Regions from separate parts of the Mus musculus genome. Here region 2 is linked to region 1. A link is a loop called in an ENCODE intact Hi-C map of the cell type or tissue named here. Cell type or tissue: heart. All regions are shown on one strand. Each heading gives the region's core, and the rest is flanking DNA. Links, peaks and the distances in the headings are about the cores only. Region 1 overlaps Ap3b1 (adaptor-related protein complex 3, beta 1 subunit). Region 2 overlaps Ap3b1 (adaptor-related protein complex 3, beta 1 subunit).

Region 1 (2,909 bases), core at 211-2,710:
GTAGGGAAAAAGGCTTGGAATATTTTTAACACAGAGCAAGTGGATGCTCGAGGGGCCAGCGAGTTGGTAAAAATCCTTATAGCACAAGCCCAGGGATCTGAAGGGGAGAAGCAACTTCTGAAAGGTGTCCTTTGACCTCACCCGTGCATGCGCAGACACACACCGTAAAGGAGGTGTTCACAGAGGTAGCTACATCAATGTCTTTACCCTGTAATCCCAGCTTTAGAGAGGCAGAGGCATGAAGATCTCCAGTTCCAGGCCACCCTGGCCTGTGTGGTGACAGTGTTTCACAGACTGATGACAGCTAAGACCCGGATGAGTATTACGAAGTTGTTGTAGATATACTGAATCTGCCATGGAAGGACCACTTAGTCTGTGTGCAGAGGGCACACACATATTGCCAGCTGCTCTATAGCTGCTTTATAGCTGCTTTATAGCTGCTAGAATGACCTCTGCTTGTATGAAGTTTTAGAAAATACAGGGTCAGAGTGGTAGCAACCCATCACGATGTTGGGGAGTGAGAATCTGGCTGTAAAGGTTGTGGGCAAGGTTGGAGGGAGTGTCCTGTGGTTGATGTAGCTAGTGATTGCAGGATTTTACCCATGTTTGAAAACTGAACAAAGTATACTCTTAGAATTGGAGAATGTTATAATAAGTCACACCACAGTAAGGCTGACAAGTTAATTGTGTGAGCTCTGCTCTCAAACTGCTAAAGAGCTTTTCTTTCTTTGAAAAATTCCAGTCTGTCATGGATGAACACTTCTATAAAATTCAATAAAAATAAATTACTAGAAAAATACAGTGGAAAAAGTATGTACAATACCACCCCATTTTTATTGGATTCAATAAACATAAAATTATACTGTCAAATTACTCTTCCAACTTTCCAAGTATGTGACTTTGAGTGCCTCCATGTGTCTAGGTAGTACTTTGAGTGGCACTGATGAGCATGGTGCCTGCTGGATTTCAGTTTCCTCTTTGTTTATACTGCTTTACAATGAGTGGAGGAAGAGAAGGAGGGGTCAGGAGTAGTGTTGTAATAAGTTCTGGGTTTCAGATTTATGAAAAAGAAAGTCCACCGATACTCTACCTCCCTCCCAGGTTGTCCTGCGTGACTCGTCCCATGTTGCTTTGGGCAGTATTCTGGTTTATTCTGGTAGAGTACAAGCGCCTTTCCCAGTCCAAATGAGGTTTGCTTTAGCTTTTCAGCAATGCATTTCTTGTTCCTTGAAACTTTTAGGCTTATTTTGAATGGGATAGAACAGTTATACCATTTAACACCACAAGATGTCACTTATGTAAAAATAAAGTCAGTTCCCTCAGATTGAGGGTAAGTGAAGAAGCAGGGAAAGAAAAGGAAGCCTGCGTTTGAAGCAGATAACACATGGTGTTTCAAATACTGCTAATTCAACGTTATTTCAAACAAGTACCTTGAATTTATAAACATTTCTTAATTTCTAAGTGTCATGTAGTAACACATGGTCCTGGTCAGTTTTGAGTACACACTCTGAAGGCATTGACTTAGGAGCAGGAAGAGACAGTGCATCCGAGACTGACAAGAAGGTGTCAGCTCTTTTAATCCTTCCTGTTTTGGTGACAAGCAAAGGGGCATTGGGGAAGGCACTATCTGGGAAGTCATAGTGACAGATTGGGGCTTGGGGAAGTTGGGCACTGCCTCTGGCTGAAGTAGAGCTTATTTCTGTTCCCTTGGACCTGAGAGTTAGTAGCTCTTCCCTGGGGCAGCACCAAAGGCATCCTGATTTCTCGGTTTTAGTTTTAGAGAACAGGACAGGACATAGGGTGGCTGAAAAGAGGTCCTTGTTTGCACGAATGTAGCAGGGACTAGCCAGGCTTCCGTTAGGACCGAGCAAGGTGATGTCTGGGTGAGTGGTAGACAGGTCCTAAAATTGATATTTCTTCTTCCTCATTGTCCATTTCTCTCTCCAGGTAACACTGGCGAGGAAAGTTCTGGAACATTCTTAGGGAAAAGGAAAGTGAAACCAAGGAGAAAGGCTTCCCCTTTTCTGGCATTTGGGTGTCTAATCATTTCTTCTTAGTTCCTATCTATTTCTGTTTTGTGTGTGTGTTTCCTCAACAGGAATACAATTTAAAATGTTTCTTTTAGGTTTTAGTATTTCCACTTAGTATCATTATGTAAAACGAAGGAACAGGACAAAGTAGGAGGAGGAGTGGCTTGAGATGCCCTGTTCCCCACCCACATCACCACAGCCTTCTATTTGTCTCTGAGTTTTGAAGAGCCTGAGATGTTAGAAAAGGGGATTCTAAGTTTACTACAGTGAGATTTATAGTAAATCTTCAGAGACAGTTTTTCTTTTAAAATATCTATTTCATTTTGTGTGCATGAATGTTTCTCCTGAGTGTGTGTTTGTACCATGCGTGAGCCTGGTGCCCTCAGAGGTCAGATCCTTAGGACCTGGAGTTACAGATGGCTGTGGGTGGTGGGAATAGAATCCCTGTCCCATTGGAAGAACAGTGAGTGATCGTAACCAAAGAGGCATCTCGCCAGCCCCAAACATTTGTTTACTTATTTGTTTGGGGTGGGGCACGCGTGATCTGTAGTGTGCATATGGGGGTCAGAAGTCGGCCTTCTGGAGTCAATTCTCACCTTCTCGTGAGTGCTGTGCTGAGTGTGTGCTCCAGGGTGCCTGACCACAAGCTTCTGCAAGATCCCCCTCTCTGCCTCTGTCTCACCATGGAGTGCTAGGATTGTAGATGCACGCCATCCCTGCCAGCTTCTTATGTGGGCTCTGGGGATTGACCCTGGCTATCAGGGCTGCATGTGTCATGCCTTCACCCTCATCGAATGCCCAAACCATCTCCTCAGCCTCGCAGTTTTTATACATAGTTATTTCTACTATCTAGTTAACATAAAATACTGGTTATATTTT
Region 2 (2,909 bases), core at 239-2,738, 59 kb after region 1:
TATACTAGAAGTATTATGTATTATAATAAGAAATATCATCCTTTGCATGTGATTATACAATGTTTTGAATTGCTCCAACAGCAGAATTCTGCAGTATTACTGTAATTATAGTATTTACATGTGTATGTGGGTGCGTGTGTGTATTTGTATGTGCGCGAAGAAGGCAGCCTTCAGTGTCATCCCTTAGGGGACGGCTACTGGTTGTTTTCTTTTTTGAGATGTCTTCCAGGGCTGGCCAGTAAGCCCGGAGGATGATTGTCTGTGTCTCTCTAGCGGTGGGTTTACAAGTGTGTGGCACCATACCCTGTGTCCTACGTGGGCACTGGGGCCGGAACCCAGGCCTTTATGTTCTGGATCGAGGTGTCTTTGCAGCCCCTCACTGTAGACCTTTTTAAAGGAAAAGTCCCTTTGGCTGAGTCACGTCTTGGCTGTGCCATCCGTCTTACCTGGCATTGGATTGTTCTCTTTCAGGATGGTGGTCTGGAAGACAATGAGAAGAACTTCTATGAATCTGAGGAGGAGGAGGAGGAGAAGGAGAAGAGCAGCAGGAAGAAGTCGTATGCCATGGACCCAGACCACAGACTCTTAATTAGAAACACCAAGCCGTTGCTTCAGAGCAGGAATGCAGCGGTACGTGGAGGCCTGAAGGAACTGTTTCACAGATTGAAAAACAGGCCAAAGCTTGTGTCAGCGCTGAGCGTGTCAGTGGAGGGCTCACACAGCAGGCACGTTTGTGGCCACCTAGAAGGATGTGGGGTGTGAGGTAAAGCTTGGAGACCCCAGACTACATACTGAATACTTTTTAGCCTTCTTTGTTTCTAGCCATGCAACCATCAGGCTTTGATGGGAATGCCTGGCTTGATACTCGTTTGCTTTCTCTGGCTGTGTTAAGAGGTTCATTCAGAGACAGGAGCTCACTTTGTTTCTGAATTGAGTGGTGTATATTAGGCCTTATGTGAGGATGCAGGTGTGTCTCTCAGGCTTGCTGTCATAGCTGAGAATAGCAGATATGATGGCTTTCCACAGTGTTAAATCTACCTGGTAACCTAAAGCGTAACAGAAATAAAAGTGCCTGGGAATGTGGCTCAGGGACGGGCTGCACGCCTTCCATGTCGGAGGCCTCGGGGCAGTATTGTTAGGCAGTAAGAATCAGCTTGGTTTGGGTTTCTCAGGCTTTGCTTATTTGTTTGATATCTTCAGCTGTAAACAACCGTAAAGTTTAGACAAACACGTACTAAGAAACAGAGGCCAGGAAAACCAAGTAATGCAGGCCGACCTCTCAGTCTCCTCCTTAGAACTCAGCCCGACGCCTTGTGCCTTTACGCACAGGGGCCAGTGAGTATCTGTGACACGAGCCAGGATGACTCGTGGTTCGCAGAGTTTAAGGACTTCTGTTTCTACTTTCTCTCTTATTTCTACTCTTTCTCTCTCATTTGCAGAGTGCCCTTCTGGGCTTGCTTTTTCTTTTTTTGCTTTTGCTTTAAGATTTAGTCGTTTAATTTTATGTGTATAGATGTTCTGTGTGTGTTTATGGTGCATATCTGTACACCCGCAGAGGCTAGAGGAGGGTGTCACATGCCCGGAAACTGGAGTTCTAGATGACTGTGAGCCACTGTCCTTTGAAAGAACAGTATGTGCTCGTAGCCACTGAGCTGGCTCCAGCCCCTGACACTGCCTCTGAGTGTCATTGAACTCTTTTGTAACTTGTGTTTATTGCTGGCAGTTATAGTTAAGAGCTTGAAGATTGAAATTAAGAATTTCCCCAAATTTGTTTTAATTAAGAAAATAGTGAATTGTTCTCTTTACTTAGTAAAACTTCAAATACGAGGAAAGAACTTCACTGGCTACTTCTTTTCTATACTGTTTTGAGAGTTTGGCCATTAGAAGTTTATATATCTTAGCAATTAGCAGGGTTATAAAATCTTACTATTAGTAGTGTCATTTCTAAATCACTTTTCAAAAGCCCTGTCATAGTAAGACATGGATTCACTGATACTGTTGACCATGGCTGATGTTTGTATGCCCCAGTCTGCGAGGTAGCTGTTGCTCGCTGTCAGTTTACTCACCATCAGCTTCAGTTCATCTTGGAAGTTGGTTTTGAGATTCAGATCCTTGCTGACAGTGGCAGGGTTGAATCCTGGGGTACTTTGTTATTTCTGTGCATCTTTGGGGTCCCTCCTTACTTGCTAGTGCATCATCAGGCTGCCATGGTTTTGAGCACATTGCATTCCTTTGCTTTGTATACATTTAAATGAGACCTGACTTTTGGAGGATTATGAAAGATTAAAACAAACAGACCCTTTTTAATTAATTCTGTATTTGCCAGGTGTAGTGGCTCATACCTTTAATTCCAGTACTTAGGATGTAGAGGCAGGCGGATCTGTGCTGGACTAGAGTTTCAGGCCCATTGAGACTGAGATCCTATCTTAAAACAAGCAAGCAAGCAAAAACTTGTTCTTACATTTCAAAGGTGATTATGGGAATTTGTTTCAGAAAGCTGATGGACCAGTGTTGTGACTGCATTGGAGGCAGAAGCAGGAGCAGACGGCTCTGAGGCTGCAGCCACTAGCAGTCTAGGACATGCATGGTTCAAAAGAGTGTGTGGTATAGGATGCGGTCATTGTGAGCGTGGGCTACTGGAGAAGTCTGGGCATTGAGTCTGGACTTTGGAGTTGTCAGAGTTTCTCTCGTGGCTTTTTACATATTGGCTCTCAGATTTCAGATGTGCTGTTGAAGAAATCTTAAATTATGTTATTTATTTATTTATTTATAGATAATGGGGCAAAAGGAAGGTTGTTTTATTCTTTTGGATTTGAGAGTGCTGTGACTAATATATTCAAAAGATGCCATACCAAGTAAAAGCCGTGACTTGATACACATAGAAAATACAGTTTCTATTCTTGCATATG

What was found. Peaks named below come from ENCODE experiments on the same cell type or tissue, not always from the same donor. Only the 100,000 strongest peaks of a DNase experiment are listed, where the experiment ranks them.
Region 2: a loop joins it to region 1, with 2.0 times the contacts of the local background. A loop is called at or near these places in 5 of 42 quality-filtered maps.

The regions. Positions count from the first base shown.
Region 1 is chr13:94,380,605-94,383,513 of GRCm38, forward strand. All of the region lies in intron 1 of Ap3b1 (adaptor-related protein complex 3, beta 1 subunit), which reads left to right. Among named protein-coding and RNA genes, the nearest start is that of Ap3b1, 23 kb to the left of the region's middle. In heart, for the core only: a CTCF peak has its summit at 1,289 (motif pointing right); no DNase peak of the experiment used is centred there.
Region 2 is chr13:94,439,784-94,442,692 of GRCm38, forward strand. It overlaps Ap3b1 (adaptor-related protein complex 3, beta 1 subunit), which reads left to right. Exons shown (of 27, transcript NM_009680.3): 8 at 472-630. Among named protein-coding and RNA genes, the nearest start is that of Ap3b1, 82 kb to the left of the region's middle. In heart, for the core only: no CTCF peak of the experiment used is centred there; a DNase peak (open chromatin) is centred at 1,628.